Linked DNA regions of Homo sapiens: regions 1 and 2 are each linked to region 3. A link is a loop called in an ENCODE intact Hi-C map of the cell type or tissue named here. Cell type or tissue: heart right ventricle. All regions are shown on one strand. Each heading gives the region's core, and the rest is flanking DNA. Links, peaks and the distances in the headings are about the cores only. Region 1 overlaps TDRD10 (tudor domain containing 10). Region 2 holds the start of ADAM15 (ADAM metallopeptidase domain 15). Region 3 overlaps SHE (Src homology 2 domain containing E).

Region 1 (4,000 bases), core at 1-4,000, 66 kb after region 3:
GGATTAGCGGTGCTAACATAACAGGTGACGTCTACGGAGGCAGATTTGTAATGCAGTGCAGGCAGTGGGGCCGTTGCGTTTTGCACCCCACAGGCTCTGCACCAGAACATGCAGGCTCTGTTTAGCACCCTGGCTCAGGCGGAGGAGCAGCAGCCCTACCTGGAGGGCTCCACCGTTATGCGCGGGACTCGCTGTCTGGCAGAGTACCACCTGGGGGATTATGGACACGCCTGGAACAGGTGTGTGCCTGGGCAGGGGTAGAGTCTATGGGAGAGGCGTGCAGGGAAAATGCTCCCTTCTTGCATTCTCTTCCTTTGGGCTCTGGTTTTTTTTCCTGTGGCTTCTTCTCTCAAAATCATCTTTATCCTTATTTCCTCACTCAAGGATTGGGGAGAAACAGAGCAAACTCGCTCTTCCTCCCTCCTACCTCCACTTTCACATCCACTTTGTTGAGGACTGCTGTGCATGGCACTAGGCGGAATGATTGTCCTCTGTCTTTCTCTTTTCCTCTGCCAGGTGTTGGGTGCTGGACAGGGTGGACACCTGGGCTGTGGTCATGTTCATTGATTTTGGACAGTTGGCCACCATCCCTGTGCAGTCTCTGCGCAGCCTAGACAGCGACGACTTCTGGACCATCCCACCCCTGACTCAGCCATTCATGCTGGAGAAAGGTGAGACATCTTCTATCTTCCTCCCAAGGGTTTCAGGGACAGGAGAAGCCATGGTTGCTTCTGGGACCTGAACAGGAAGCAGCATAGTGGGCGGCCAAGGTGCTTCAGTCTCTCTTTCCACCCAACCCCAGTTTTCAGCATATGACCCCTGCAAAGCTGCCTCTCAAGTGTTGGTTTTCATGCCTGGGATCTGGAGCCCAAGATCCCAACAGGGACCTCAGATGCTGCCCAAAGGCTGAGTTCTCTGGAAGGGGAGAGAAGAGGGCAGATTTCCCACCCCTGCTTCCACCAGAGCTGCTCAGCTTTCATCTGTTTTACATACTTGGCGTGTTGCTTCAGATTTCACTGGAAAAAGATTCTGCCATAGAAGAAAACTAGCACTCGAATGCCAGTGCTAGACGCCAGAGCACAGCACTTAGCACTGCACTCTCCTAATGTGATTCATTTAGCTTCAGACACCTGTGGGTTTCTCCATAGGTGGAAATGAAGAGGCCCCTTCTCAAGATCGAAGTTAGGTGAAATGTAAAAGGATGAAAGAATGTTTTAGGGGGCAGTCAGGAGAAGTGGAGGTGAAGAAGCATACATACACATACACAGGAAGTAAGATGGAAAAGTTTTATTTAAAAAATTTCTTTTTTTTTCAGAGGCAGGGTCTCACTCTGTTGCCCATGCTGGAGTGCAGTGGCATAATCATAACTCATAGCAGCCTCAAACTCCTTGGCTCAAGCAATCCTTCCACCTTGGCCTCTCAAAGTGCTGGGATGACAGGCATGAGCTGCCGCGCTTAGCTGAGATGGAAACGTTTTATAGACAAACTAAGTCTTTTTTTTTTTTTTTTTGAGATGGAGTCTCGTTCTGTCACCCAGGCTGGAGTGCAGAGGCGCAATCTCGGCTCACTGCAACCTCCGCCTCCCAAGTTCACATAATTCTCCCGCCTCAGCCTCCCAATTACAGGCACGCACCACCACACCCAGCTAATTTTTTTTTTTTTTTTTTTTTTTTTTTAGTAGAGATGGGGTTTCACTATGTTGTCCAGACTGGTCTCGAACTCCTGACCTCGTGATCCGCCCACCTCGGCCTCCCAAAGTGCTGGGATTACAGCTGTGAGCCACCGTGCCCGGCCCTCAGACAAACTAAGTCTTGAGATGGAGTCTTGCTCTGTCGCCCAGGCTGGAGTGCAGTGGCGTGATCTCAGCTCACTGCAACTTCTGCCTCCTGGGATCAAGCGATTCTCCTGCCTCGGCCTCCTGGGTAGCTGAGATTACAGGCATGTGCTACTACGCCTGGCTAATTTTTATATTTTTAATAGTGACGGGGTTTCACTGTGTTGGTCAGGCTGGTCTCGAACTCCTGACCTCGTGATCTGCCCTCCTCGGCCTCCCAAAGTGTTGGGATTACAGGTGCGAGCCACCGCACCCGGCCAAAATATATATATATATAAAATATATGTATAATGTAATTTATATATTACGTATATATTATATATATCACGTAATATATATTATATATTATGTAACATATATAATATATAATACGTGATATATATAATATATATATTTAAAGATGGAAAGGCATCTCCCAATTGTGCAGGGCCAAGGCTTCCTGGGAGGCTGGTGGGGCTTGTGCCCAGTGGGCAGGGAGCACCACCCAGAGGTTGTCTTGGGTCATTGCATGAAGAGGGTCCCTGCTGCCCAGGCTGGGAACAGCCAGGCATCAGGAGCTTCTTCAGGTGACCCAGGGAAGAGGAGCTTCCTGTTTCAAAGTGCAGCTCCCAGCCTGTCAGAAGGGCCAGAGTCCCCAACCCAGAGATAAGTCAGACAAGCGTCAGTTTTCCTCCCTTTATGGATGAGGAAAATACAGCTCAGAAAAGTGAAATGAACTCATACTTAATAGCAAGAAAATGGCATAGCTGGGGATGAAACCTAGGTCTGACTCTTAGTGATTCAGTGTCATACATACAAACAGTCCCAGAGTTTGGGGACTCTGGTGGGATGGTGGGAGTTGCGTGAGGGACGACATCCTGGGGAAAGGTGGGTTTTTGATGAGCTCCCTGCCTGGTTCCAGCATGTAAGAGTGCTTGCGTCTCATGGTGAAAACCTCTCTGGTTTTAACCTTCTTCTATCCAGCCGGAACTCTCAGAGCAGAGTTCAGTGAACGTGATTTTCTGTCCCCAGTAGAATTTCTCATTAAAAATCCCAGATCCCTGTAATTATTTTAACAAGTGCCTCCTCCCTTTATCTGCTGTTATTTTGCCCTCCCCCTATGCTACCTTTTCAGCATTTATCATCTCATTTGATCCTGGCAGCAGGGATTTAGCAGGAACTAGCAGAGACTTGCTGGTTGGAGCTGGTTGGCGGCCAGAGCACTTTCCCTGCAGCCCCCGCCTTTTGCTTCCCTCCTTTGCTCCTCCTGCCCAACCCCGTGCCACTGAGGTTTTGTTGTTGTGTCTTGTTTTGCAGACATTTTGAGTTCGTATGAGGTTGTCCATCGAATCCTCAAAGGGAAAATCACTGGTGCTTTGAACTCGGCGGTAACTGCTCCTGCATCTAACTTGGCTGTTGTCCCTCCACTCCTGCCCTTGGGGTGTCTGCAGCAGGCTGCTGCCTAGGCCTGGACACAGTATTTACCTGGCATTCTTTTAGATCAAACGAACTGGTTATCTGAGGGGTTGGGTGAACTGGCTCGGGTGGGCCTTCCTTCCCACCAAGGCTTTGTCTTTCTCTTCCAGTTGCACATCCTAAAGTTTGAAGAGTCTAAATAACGGGGCTTCCCTCAGCATGTTCCCTCTCCTGTTTGCCACGGATCCAGAGGCCACCTGCCCTGTCTTCTCGTACCCCTTTCACTCTTGAGGCCTGGGAGGTGAAAAAGGCCAGACTGTGCCCAGGATTGATTCAATTTTGCTTTTACTCCCAGCTTCCCTCTCAAAAGAGAGTGAAGTCTCATTTGTCATGTGTCTTCAGTTCCCCAACTTGGCATGAACATTTGAACCAAACATAGGAAACTACCATTAGGTTGAAAGCCTGAGGCAGCTGGGATGGTCTTTCTTGTGTCTCTTCTTTGCACCCCAGAGCATGATATAAGTGGTCCTAACAGATTCTGGATAATGGAGAAGCCCTCTGCTGGTTTTCCTGGCATTCCATGTAGAATAGGTAGAGAATATTTAACCAATGAGCAAATAAATGTTGGCATGTTTCATGAGTTTGGAGTGATTGATACTTCTTTCCAGCCACCCTTCCACTGCCCTGCCGTGCCCTCTAAAACTGCTGCAGTGAGATTAGAGCCTGCCAGTGTGGGCTCTGGGCCATGCAAACCCTGCCTGGGATATAGAT
Region 2 (8,156 bases), core at 1,786-5,785, 570 kb after region 3:
GGAGCTCCTGGAGACACTGCCCATTCTGCTGCTGCTGGTGGTGCTGTGTGGCTTGGACTGGGCTCTCTACTCCATCTTCGACACCATCCGCCACCACTCCTTCCTGCAGTACTCCTTCCGCAGTAAGCCCATCCCCCAGACACATTCCAGGCCCAAGAGACACCCTCTGGAGAACTCCAATGCCTGCACAGCCACCCCACCCTAGTTCTTCCAACTGTGCCTCGTCCTTCTGCCTCTTTTTTTTTTTTTTTTTTGAGACAAAGAGTCTCGCTCTGTCACCCAGGCTGGAGGAGTGCATTGGCACAATCTCAGCTCACTGCAACCTCCACCTCCCAGGTTCAAGCAGTTCTCCTGCCTCAGCCTCTTGAGTAGCTGAGATTACAGGTGTGAGCCACCACGGCCAGCTAATTTTTCTATTTTTAGTAGAGACAGAGTTTCACCATGTTGGTCAGGCTGGTCTCGAACTCCTGACCTCAAGTGATCCACCTGCCTCGGCCACCCAAAGTGCTGGGATTACAGGTGTGTGCCACTGTGCCAGCCATCCTTCTGCCTGTTCTTTTCCCCTTTCTGTGATTCAGCCCCTCCCTGTCCTCCTCAAGGTCAAATGACAGCCCTGCAACCTGACAGCTCTCACAGCAGGGGAGGGGGGCTCTGTACCCCTTTACACTTACAACTGGGAGCAGGGAGGGGTTAGGATTCAGGAAGGGACAGAAAGACTCAGGCAGCTGAGAAGCATTTCTGTGTCTTGACCCCTCCCTGACATCCACCCCCTTAACACATTCCTGATTTCTCCACCTGCCCTGACTTCCCTACCTGTCCTCCTGGCCGCAGGCAGTCATAAACTGGAGGTGAAGGTCGGGGGAGACTCCATGCTAGCCCGGCTTCTTCGAAAAACCATTGGGGCCCTGAACACCTCCTCAGAGACAGTGATGGAATCAAACAACATGCGTGAGTGATGCTGAAAGTTTGGATCAGAGGAATCGAGGGCGGTGGGGCAAGGGTCAAAAGACTCCAAGGTAAAGAGTTAGGGGCCTGGGCCTTGGGTGTGGAGAGATGGGGGTTGGAGCGCTTGAGCTGGGGAAATCGGAGCAGGGAACACATCTGGGCAGGCTTGAAAAAGGGGAGCATGACCAGCTTCAGTCAGAGGAGTCTGGAGGCCAGGGTCTTGTGGCTAGGGGGCCCCAGCCCTCCAGAGCAGCACTGTCCAACAGGACATTCAGTCAAGATAGAAATCTGCAAGATCTGTGCCACATTGGGCCCAGCGGCTACAGTACTGACAGGGCAGTTCTGCAGTGAGGGGCAGGCAGGAGGAGAGCAGGGGAATCAGAGGACTGCACCTCCCACTGGGATGGGAAGTCCAACCCAGGGCTGCCCTGCCCCTTGGCTGGTCCTGACCAGACCCCTGGCCTGCCCCTCCCCTAGCCTGCCTGCCCCAGCCTGTGGGCCTGGATGCCAGGGCCTACTGGAGAGCTGCAGTACCGATTGGCCTGTTAGTGTGTCTCTGCCTGTTACAGGCTTTTGGCTACCGACTCCGGAGGGTCATCGCAGCCTTCTACTTCCCCAAGGTTTGCCCCTCCCCAGACCTCTCCACCCCTACACACCTGCACACACACACACACACCACCCAGCTCCCTACCAACTCCATATTTGGGGGATGCCTTTCTCTATCATTGACCCCCTTCCTGCCCCCAGCGAGAGAAGAAGCGGATCCTGTTCCTCTACAATGACCTATTGAAGAAAAGAGCAGCCTTCACCAAACTCAGGAGGGCCGCTATCCTGAGGCGGGAGCGACAGCAGAAGGCTCCGGTAAGTCCAGGCGTAAGTGCTGCTGCCAGCTCCTGGCTGGGTCTAAGTACAGCAGGCAAGGGGCAGCTCCCTTCAGTCCACCCAGCACCCACCAATGGTCGCAGGCCTACTCGAGCCTGGTAAGTTCTTTTTATTTTTTGAGATGGAATCTCACTGTGTCGCCCAGGCTGGAGTGCAGTGGCACGATCTCGGCTCACTGCAACCTCTGCCTCCCAGGTTCAAGCGATTATCCTATCTCAGCCCCCCACTCCACAAGTAGCCAGGATTACAGGCACACGCCATCACGCCCAGCTATTTTTTTGTATTTTTAGTAGAGACAGGGTTTCACCATGTTGGCCAGGCTGGTCTCAAACTCCTGACCTCAGGTGATCTGCCCACCTCAGCCTTCCAAAGTCCTAGGATTACAGGCGTGAGCCACCAAGCCCAGCCAAGCCCGGTGTAATCTGATGCAACACATGCTGAGGGCCCCAGCCATCCAGCTCCTAAGGTCAGGGCTGTGCCCGTTTCTGAATCCCAGGATTCAGCCCAGCCTAAGACACTCAGTGGACCATTAGGAAGCAGGCAGAAAAGGAGAATGAGATTTAATACAGTCTGCTCATAGAAAAGCAAGAGGGCCGCACAGAAACAGGAGGCCCAAGGCAAAACCAAAGTTTCTACCAGAGGGCTGCAGACCAGAAGCTCAGTGCAGTTCAAGGGACAGGAGGAGGCAGGTGGGCTGGGAGTCAGGAAGGCCTCATGCAGGGGCACATGGTAAGGCACATGGAATCTGAGGAAGCAGACTCCAGTCCATACTCCCTCATTAAGTTGTGTCACCTTGGCCAAGGTCTTCACTGAGCCTCAGTTTCTCCCTCTGAAGAATGGCAAGACTGGAGAGATCTGTAAGGCCTGCTCACTGGAGATCAGCCTAGAGTGGTGGTCAGGTGTGGGACTCCGGTGCCAGAGGGCCTAAGTGTGTATCCCGGCTCCTTCCCTCATTACTATGACAACGGTGTGACCTTGAGCACATGACTTAACTGCTGTGCCTGGGCTTTTGCCTTCCATAAAATGGGGTTAACTACTCCATCTGGTTGTTTTAAGGATTAAATGAGTTGTACTTACATGGTGCTGGCATGCAGCAAGTTCCATATGCATGCATGTTATCATTGGGTGACCCTGGGCAGTGATCACATCTCCAAGCATCAGTTTTCTCACCTGAAAAAAAGGAGATGATAATAACACTATCTGCCTTACATGACAATTGAATTGAATTTTTTTTTTTTTTTGAGACTAAGTCTCACTCTGTCGCCCAGGCTGGAGTGCAGTGGCGTGATCTTGGCTCACTGCAACCTCCACCTCCCCAGTTCAAGCGATTCTCGTGCCTCAGCTTCCCGAGTAGCTGGGATTACAGGCACACACTACCACGCCCGGCTAATTTAGAATTGAAATAATTTATGTACAGTATCTTAGTACAGGACCTGACATTATAAACAATGAGTGGCAGCCATTCTTATTTAATCAGTCCTAACAAAGTTCATAAAAGTGAGACTGTGTTTGCTTAGCTTTTTCCCTAGGGCCTGGATACCCCCAGCCCCCATGACACACAATAGGGGCCAAATGAATGTGTTGTGAAAAAATGAAAAACAAAAAACAAAAAAGAACATGCTGGGATTCCTTGACAGGGTCGTGAAGCAAACTGAATGTGAATGCACAGATGGAAATGTGCCAGACAGTCATTCCAAGCAGAATGTGCAAAGACTCAGTCCACAGGGAATGCGAAGTGCCAGGGCTAGTCTCAGGAGAAACTGGCTCAGAAGAGACAGCTCTCAGGGAGGGCTAAAGTAGGAAAGAGGCTAGAAAGGGACCAGGTGAGGGAAGGCTCTGAAGGCCAAGCCCAAGAGTTCTGCCTGTCTGGCAGGCAGCAGGGCCTCTGGAGTTTCTTGGGCAAAGAGTGGCTGCTTCCTGGGTAAGGTGGCCTGTGGAAAATCCCTGACAACTGTGTAGAGACATGTCGTGAGGGATGGCAGGGAGCATAGTGAACTAGGTTTGTGGTTTGGAATCAGGGCCCCTGGGGTCCAGCCAAGTTGGATTGTTTACTATCTGTGTGACTTTGAGAGTCACTTCACCTTTCTCAACTGTAAAGTGGGGATAGCAACAGTGATAGTCGATCTGGCCTGCTCACTTCTCAGCCTCACTGTGAGAACCAAATAAGATGATTTACAGGAAAGTGCAAATGAGAGTTGTGGCTGATATCCGCTTGGAGAGAGCCTGGAGGGTGCATCCTCCCATTCTCCATCACAGAGTTGGGGAGGGAGGCACCCTCGCCCTCCAGGGGTTTCCTTTGTCCAACCCAGCCTCCTCCAACACGCGGGAATTGTCAGGCCTGGCGACTTCAGACAGGAAACGCTGTCCAGTTCCCCTTCTTTCCCGCCTCGCTCCCGGGCTGGCGCTAACGCCCACCTCCCAACAGCGCCACCCGCTGGCGGATATCCTGCACCGCGGCTGCCCGCTCCTGCGCCGCTGGCTGTGCCGGCGCTGCGTGGTGTGCCAGGCACCCGAGACGCCCGAGTCCTACGTGTGCCGGACGCTGGACTGCGAGGCCGTGTACTGCTGGTCGTGCTGGGACGACATGCGGCAGCGGTGCCCGGTCTGCACGCCCCGCGAAGAGCTCTCTTCCTCCGCCTTTAGTGACAGCAACGACGACACTGCCTACGCGGGGTGAAGAGGCGTCCTGCTCGCTCTTCCGCACCGTCCTTCCCGGTTAATAAAATGCCCTGTACGCTTCACGTGGGTCGGGGACTGGGGTGAGCCGCGCACTGCCTCGCCTGCAGTCGGGAAAGCCTGCCCGCCCGACCTCTCCGAGCCAGGCCGCGCACAGGAGGCAGGGAGGCCGCGAAGCTACTAGGGAGGGGTCCGGACCTGGCGCCGGGTGAAGGCGCGCCGCCCAAGCCGGTCGGACCGGGCACCGGCTCCCACTCCGCACAGTTGCGGGGAAGCGGTAGCGCTGAGCAGCGCGGGCGTAGTGGGCGGTGTCCCCGCTCCCGAGGCACCCGGCGCGCAGCGGGGCGGGCTTTGCCGGGGGCGGAGCTTGGCTTGGGGCCGGGTGGGAGGGGGCGGGCCGGGGCGGGGCCTGGTGGCCGCGCGGCGCTGCTGGGTTCTCCGAGGCGACCTGGCCGCCGGCCGCTCCTCCGCGCGCTGTTCCGCACTTGCTGCCCTCGCCCGGCCCGGAGCGCCGCTGCCATGCGGCTGGCGCTGCTCTGGGCCCTGGGGCTCCTGGGCGCGGGCAGCCCTCTGCCTTCCTGGCCGCTCCCAAATATAGGTGAGTCCTCCGCCTGGAGTGGGTCGGGGGGCGGACTGGGAGGGAGGTGCAGGAAAGTCGGAAGGCATTAGGGTAATGGGGCCGGACGGAGACCCTGGGAGAGCCCAGCCAGAGCGCGGCCCGCCCTGGTCCGCTGTCCTGGGCCTAGGGCCCGGTGACTTGGCGATGGGGTGAAAAGAGAAGGAGGGGGGATGCCGGCGCCCCCTGCCTCCTGCCTGGTCATCCTCTGCGCGGTCCCTGCGGACACTTTCAGGCTCAGGTACCAGGTACCGAGGGGCCTGTCCAGCGCCACTTCAAGATCGTGATGAGAGGGTCGCTGCTCCCCAGGACTGGCATCTTCGCTGCTCTGGGGCCTAGCTAACCGTTCGACCCGGTGCCAGGGCGCTGAGCGGGCATGGCTTGTAGGGTTTAGTGAAGAGGATTCTCTCTAGCCTCTATTCCAGGCCTGGGGCCGCCAGGCACTCCTCACCCTGGTGCTGTTGCCACCAGTGCCTGGCCGAGCGGGAGGGGCCCGAGATGAGCCAGGAGAAGGGAGAATTGGCCAGGAAAGAGGCTGGGACACCAACTCCTCCTTGGAACTTTCACTTCCCGCTGCTGTCTTGGGCCGGGACCGAGAGGGCAGGCGCGGGTGGAGTGTCCGGAGGAGAGAGGGCCATTGTGTGTTGGGGGGGTGGGGGGTGCTCGAGGAGGAAGCAGAGGCTGTAGGCAGCGGGTGTGCCTGACTGGGCATGAGGGTGTTTAGGGAGGTGGGGGTGTTTGCACTGCTCACCCAGAAATGGGCGTTCCTGGCATCTCCGATGTGAGCGAAGGGGAGGGTGAGCGGGCACCCGGCCACAAGGCTTAGCTCAGTCTCGAGAGGGGGCGTTCCTGAAGTGGGGGGAGAGTGATTGGGAGGGAGTGGGAACCGGGGAGGGTCCTGTGAGAACCTGGGATTGGCCGGAAGGGGACAAGGAGGGCCACAGGCTGCGCAAGCCGAAAGTCTTTCTTGGGGACTTGTGAATGGGTTGGTGGGTGGAAAGCCATAAATTAGAGAGACACCCTCTCCTTCCAGTATTCTTCTTTAAGTCTCAGCATGCAATGTGGAAGCCCCTCAGGTACCTAAGGGTCTTGATGGGCTGGGAGCTGGTGGATCTGAGGGCACCTGTCACCCCCAGCCCTGCTGTCGATTCCCTCAGTACTGTCTTGGGGTGTCCTGGGACCTGCAGGTGGCACTGAGGAGCAGCAGGCAGAGTCAGAGAAGGCCCCGAGGGAGCCCTTGGAGCCCCAGGTCCTTCAGGACGATCTCCCAATTAGCCTCAAAAAGGTGCTTCAGGTGAGCTCTCACTCCCCTCTAATAAATAAACGAATCCACACACGCCCCGGTATAGCCAGGTGTCTCAAAGCCAAAGCTTGGCTGAGGAGCTGGTGGGTAGAGCTCACTGTAGTGGGTCTATCCCAGGCCCAGCTGCCTCTCCCACCACACCCCAGCACCTGGCTTCACTTATCTCCCTCTCCCTCTGCACACACGTGTATCTGTCTGCCTCAGCCCCACCCAACCCATCCATCTCCACTGGGGAAATTGTGAAGCCAAACTTGCTTTCTTCATCTCATGTTGTCGGTTTTCTCAGTGGGGGGATTTGGAAAGAGTCAGGACCTTACCAAACCCCCCCCCCCCCACCCCATTCTAAAGCTGAGTCAGAGGAAGGGCTGGGGCTTGTGCTGGGTCCTACACGGTGCTTCCTCTCTGGGCAGGAAGCCGAGAAGGGGTGGCTCAGATACCTTCCTTGACCTCCGCACACAACCCCCCAGAACAATGCTCCAGGCCAGGCAGGGTTTCCTGGCCCCTCCCCTGGGATCCCCCCACCAGTGATCTAATTGCTGGTGCTCTTCTGTGGGCCTGAGGTTTTCTGGTTAGAGAGGCTGGGAGTTGTGGACAGGTCTAGGGAGGTGACCTGCCCTCTGGTGCCCACAGACCAGTCTGCCTGAGCCCCTGAGGATCAAGTTGGAGCTGGACGGTGACAGTCATATCCTGGAGCTGCTACAGAATAGGTAATAGTGATGGTGGCAATAACAGTGACCACATGGCCAACAACTTGTATAGCATTTATTATGTGCCAGGTACTAAGTGCTTGTGCTCATTTAATCCTCATAACAGCCCTATAAGGGATATACTATCATGTATTATTGTCCTCACTTTATACATGAGGAAGTCAAGGCACAGAGAGATTAAATAACTTGCCCCAGGTCACACAGCTAGTATGTGGTGAAAACCAGATTGGAATTCAAATAAACTAACAGAGTCAGTGGCCCAACCAGTATACTTTGCTGCCCCGGGGTCAGGAGTGGAAAAGTTGGCTGCGGGGGTTGCCTGGTCCCCAGCCCCACAACCACCTTCAAGCCTCTGCTTGTCAATGCACGACCTGGGAAGTGGCTTTAGCACTGCCTTCTTTTTCTTCACTCCACAGGGAGTTGGTCCCAGGCCGCCCAACCCTGGTGTGGTACCAGCCCGATGGCACTCGGGTGGTCAGTGAGGGACACACTTTGGTGAGTCAGGCCCTCTTGTGCCATTTTTGGCTTAGGGGAAAGAGGGAGGGGGTGGCTGGAAGGTGAGAGGACACTGCATATTTTTACCGTCAAGCTAGGCTCCTCAGTTCCAGTCCTGGTGTGCTCTCTGAGACAGCACTAATGTTGTTCCCATGCTGCAGGAGAACTGCTGCTACCAGGGAAGAGTGCGGGGATATGCAGGCTCCTGGGTGTCCATCTGCACCTGCTCTGGGCTCAGGTATACTGGGCGGATTTAATGACAGTAGAGAAAGTAAGGAGACCCAGGCATGGAGCTGAAATGTTCTCTGACTTTCTTTTTTCTTAGAGGCTTGGTGGTCCTGACCCCAGAGAGAAGCTATACCCTGGAGCAGGGGCCTGGGGACCTTCAGGGTCCTCCCATTATTTCGCGAATCCAAGATCTCCACCTGCCAGGCCACACCTGTGCCCTGAGCTGGCGGGAATCTGTACACACTCAGAAGCCACCAGAGCACCCCCTGGGACAGCGCCACATTCGCCGGGTGAGGATGAATGG
Region 3 (4,000 bases), core at 1-4,000:
GCTGTATTGCCAGCGTCAGTTATGGGAGTAGCAAGATAATGAAGCACACCCTGCCCAGTGGCTTCCAGAAGTTCCTGGTCTACAAGGTCAAGGAGCCGGAATGAAGCGCTGCTGATGTGCAACAAATTATACTGAGCTGAGATTGCTCACAATGTTTCCTCCAGAACCACAAGGCCACTGTGGAGCGAGCAGCCCCGTGGGCCATCAGTCACCACTCCCAAGGCCAGGCTGTGCAGCGAAGAAAATGAACAGACAACTCAGTCTATGTTTTGTTTTTAAATGAAATCATAAAAAGTGCAAAAAAAAAAAAAAAAAAAACACTCTAGAGTGAGACCTGGGCCGCAATCTGGGCTCTACCACTTACTATGACTGACCCAAGACAAGTTATTTCATCATTCTAAGCACCCGTGTTTTTATCTGAAAAACAAGGTTCCCACCTGGCTGAGTTGTGGCAGATTAAATGAGATGCTGTATGATGAAAAGCATTTGTTCAGCAGCACACCTGGTGCGGAAAAAGAGTCTATTCTCACTACTTACATCTTGGCCTTTCACAGGGTCAGAATCCAACATTCAACACTCAAACCCTGGGTGCTTGTAAACACGTGTTCAATCTGAATTCTGAAAACCATTACTCTAATTGCTCGGGTGGTGGGTGGCGGGAGCATTTCTTAATGCAAACTTCCTCTTCTCTTAAACACAGATGGGTTAAAACAATAGGCACTTGTTCCACCTGGTGGCAACTTACATAAATGTTTAATGGAAGTTAAAAACTTGAAACCATGTTAGGAATTTTGGAGGGGAAAACTTTTTGATAGCAGACTCAACAGTATGCCCTTCTAGGACCTGACGTGAATTTATTTGTGCATTTCCAAATAGGAGCTTCCAACAGGGCTTCTCCACCATTGGCTGTGTATCCAAATCACCTGGTACAATTTTTTTTTAAAATAGGTTTTTGAACTTTGCAACAGACTTAGGGCATCCCACAGATGGCATGGGACATTTGTATTAATAACAAACTGATAAAAACAGAAGCAGAGCCCAAATCTTCTATCTAGTGAGGGATGAGAACCAGTGCACTAACTTTCGACTCAGGAAGAGATGGGCCAGGAAATGGCAGTAAAACATCACTGTATTACTATTTTACTTGGGAAGAAAAACATAATAGAAGGACTCTAAATGTGAACAGAGTAAATAAAAGATAGAATCTGCTGGTTATGTTCCATCATGGTGTTTCTATATTTCATTAATGGTGACTGCAAATGAAACTCTGCTGTAGCTCTTACCATGGGAAGTATTTTTCTGAAGGAAGATGATTCTCAGAGCTAACTGAATTAAGCAAAACCACTGTAGTTTTCTTGGAATAATGTTTATTTAAAGTTACATTTCAGAGGAAACTATCTTCAGGAGGGCATGAAGCCTATATTGGCTACTGCAAAACAACCAGAAGTTTTATAAAATATTTCTGATTTAAATTACTAAGGCACTATAGATAGACACCTATATTACATACAATCTTCAAACATTTTTAAAAGTTGAAACTATGTATTAGTTGATATCTAAAATATTAAAGCCCCTGACAAACTGAACGGCTAAGAACTTGACAAAATGAGACGCCTGTTTCAATGATTCTGTTGCCAGCATATTAATTAAAATACAATTTGAGATTCTAAATTACACGATCCAGCCTTAGTCCAGGGACCTTGTGATGATAGTTGTATTAGACTTCAAAACACCCTTTCCGCAGGAAAGGGCATTTTTCAAGATGGCAACTGCTGTGTCATCATTTTCCCTTTTCTGGACTGTATCAGAAATCCTTCAGAAAGCCCTACCCTTAAATGCACAGCTGCTTTTCCCAACTGCAGTTTTCTCTTTTCCCATTAGATGGCAGTAACGCACCATCTCTCTTCACACAGGGTCAGCGGTGGAGGGTAAGTTGAACAGAAGGCCCACTGCACAGCAGGCCAAGTTTCTCTAGTCCACGTTAGTGGGGCACAAAAATTGGAAATGAGAATACAGAAGAGTGATTCTAACCAGGTCATAAGGCCAAACTAGTGCTAGTTATGGAAAAATAGGAGACAACTAGTGAACGAGAGATCTGTGAAGGGTTTCAGTGCAATCCTGCTGAGTGTCAAGGGGTGCGGGGAAGGGAAATGAAATCGACATCACTGCACTCCCTAAACCCTGGAAGGAGGGAGAAACAAGGGGCTAACCTTTGACTGAAAAAGGGCATCTGACAGAACAGAAACTAACCCCACTTAACCCGCAACTGAAGAATGCCTCACAGTTATTCTTCTGAATATCAAGATGCATCCAGTAACAACAGCCAATAACAGACTAGTAACAGAGTTACATAATCCAATTAACAAATTAGGACAATTTCCCACCACCTGCCTCAAAAACTCCTGGCTGCCCCTATCAGCTACCTGCCCACCTCCCCATCCTGCGGCAGAGGCTAGTACACAAATACCAATTCTGCAAAGTACGGAGACTTCCAACAGCAAAGAATAAAGGCTTTCTAAAATGCTTAAGAAAGTGCTTTGAATAACTTAAAATGACACTTCTGCCCCCAACAGAGAGTAGATATATCAATATTTACCTTTTTGTATACATATTAACACTTCTCCATTATTTTATTCCTAGCTTAAATACACACAAGGCCAGTGGTTTGCAGGCCATCCTGAGATACAACTATGGTATCAAAGTAAATAGCAAGGTCCTTTACTCTCTCTTCTTATAGGCCTGAAACTAACCAACTGAACTTGTCCAGTCATCGCAAGCAAGTATTTTTTTTAAAGAAGGTGTGATCAAGAAGAACACTGACACAGCTCTATGGATGCTAAATTCAAGGCAAATTCACTGAAAGACATTCTTCTCACCAGAGAATATCCTGGGAGATGGAATAACTCGAAGGAATGAGGACTACAGGAAAATACTTGTCTCAAGACAAAATGACAAAAAGCCAGAGCATTCAGAGCTCAGAGAACATGTCACAGAGCTTCAGATCAGCTGGCCATGGAGGTTTAACAAGGAAGCCATTAGGGACACCCTGCTGGGCCTAATTGTTTTTAGAACATATGGAACTTTGTGCCACCACACAGCTGTGAACTCCCTGGCTTTTGTCAGCTTGTGTCACAACCTCAAGAAGAAAATAGCTCACTAACGCCCCCACCTCTGACTTCCCACTAATTTACTATATTTCTTCTTATAACCTCCTGTACAACTGTAAAGCAACTGGACAATATGTAAACTCTGCCTCTCCTCTACTTTTAATTCTATAAAGAATATAGTATGACTTGTCACAGAGAAACAGTATAGAAGAAGCATAATACTGGGCATATGACAGAAGCTCAATAAATACTTAATGTATCTGGCCTGTTTTCAAGATGTTATTTCATTATACATTCATCACAGTTGCTGGGTATGGGCCAAAAATCATTTAGTGCACAAAGAAAAATTGTATAAAGCTTTTAGCATTTATTAAAATTAGAATAACTGCTGTATTCCCTTTGTAGAATAAGGTTAAGTAAAAACGTTTCATTTCTAGAATGTTAAACTAAAAATAAGTTTAACACAATGAATAATTTGTATAAAGATAATAAATATTTGTTGAATGGATGCTGAAAAAACCTTTTAAAATCTTACACTAAAGATATAGTAAATGAACCAATACACACTGAAAACATTCTATCAGTATCTGAAAAAAACATTCCTTTTGGTTTTTTGTTTGCTTGCTTGTTGAGACAGGGTCTCACTCTGTCACTCAGGCTGGAGTGCAATGGTGCGATCATGGCTCGCTGCAGCCTTGACCTGAGCAGAGGTGATCCACCTACCTCAGCCTCCCGAATAGCTGGAACCACAGGCATCCACCACCAGGCCAGGCTTTTTTTTTTTTTTTTTTTTGAGATGGAGTTTCGCTCTTGTCACCCAGGATGGAGTGCAGTGACATAATCTTGGCTCACTGCAACCTCCACCTCCTGGGCTCAAGTGATTCTCGTGCCTC

Evidence for each region. A loop is a pair of places that touch in the nucleus more often than their neighbours do. Peaks named below come from ENCODE experiments on the same cell type or tissue, not always from the same donor. Only the 100,000 strongest peaks of a DNase experiment are listed, where the experiment ranks them.
Region 1: it touches region 3 in a loop (16-fold over the local background); 96 of 110 quality-filtered maps call a loop at or near these places.
Region 2: a loop joins it to region 3, with 2.9 times the contacts of the local background. A loop is called at or near these places in 9 of 110 quality-filtered maps.

Annotation. Positions count from the first base shown.
Region 1 is chr1:154,544,279-154,548,278 of GRCh38, forward strand. It overlaps TDRD10 (tudor domain containing 10), which reads left to right. Exons shown (of 13, transcript NM_182499.4): 10 at 94-239; 11 at 517-671; 12 at 3,131-3,201; 13 at 3,400-3,869. The coding sequence ends at 3,432. Among named protein-coding and RNA genes, the nearest start is that of UBE2Q1-AS1, 7.3 kb to the right of the region's middle. RefSeq lists a silencer at 2,155-2,449 and an enhancer at 2,533-2,622. In heart right ventricle, for the core only: a CTCF peak has its summit at 2,322; DNase peaks (open chromatin) are centred at 2,323 and 3,970; H3K27ac peaks cover 627 bases.
Region 2 is chr1:155,046,365-155,054,520 of GRCh38, forward strand. It overlaps DCST1 (DC-STAMP domain containing 1), which reads left to right. Exons shown (of 17, transcript NM_152494.4): 13 at 1-122; 14 at 832-948; 15 at 1,423-1,565; 16 at 1,693-1,806; 17 at 4,253-4,566. The coding sequence ends at 4,504. ADAM15 (ADAM metallopeptidase domain 15) reads left to right here and starts at 4,952. Exons shown (of 23, transcript NM_207197.3): 1 at 4,952-5,101; 2 at 6,307-6,413; 3 at 7,053-7,129; 4 at 7,546-7,624; 5 at 7,786-7,862; 6 at 7,950-8,142. The coding sequence starts at 5,023. It overlaps DCST1-AS1 (DCST1 antisense RNA 1), which reads right to left. Exons shown (of 4, transcript NR_040773.1): 2 at 2,905-2,997. ADAM15-EFNA4 (ADAM15-EFNA4 readthrough) reads left to right here and starts at 4,952. Exons shown (of 26, transcript NR_176418.1): 1 at 4,952-5,101; 2 at 6,307-6,413; 3 at 7,053-7,129; 4 at 7,546-7,624; 5 at 7,786-7,862; 6 at 7,950-8,142. RefSeq lists an enhancer at 4,127-4,186 and a silencer at 4,657-5,116. In heart right ventricle, for the core only: CTCF peaks have their summits at 4,271 (motif pointing left) and 4,485; DNase peaks (open chromatin) are centred at 4,257, 4,827 and 5,727; H3K4me3 peaks cover 1,966 bases; H3K27ac peaks cover 2,513 bases.
Region 3 is chr1:154,478,131-154,482,130 of GRCh38, forward strand. SHE (Src homology 2 domain containing E) reads right to left here. Exons shown (of 6, transcript NM_001010846.3): 6 at 1,351-4,000. Among named protein-coding and RNA genes, the nearest start is that of TDRD10, 22 kb to the right of the region's middle. In heart right ventricle, for the core only: a CTCF peak has its summit at 1,875 (motif pointing right); a DNase peak (open chromatin) is centred at 1,911; H3K27ac peaks cover 2,930 bases.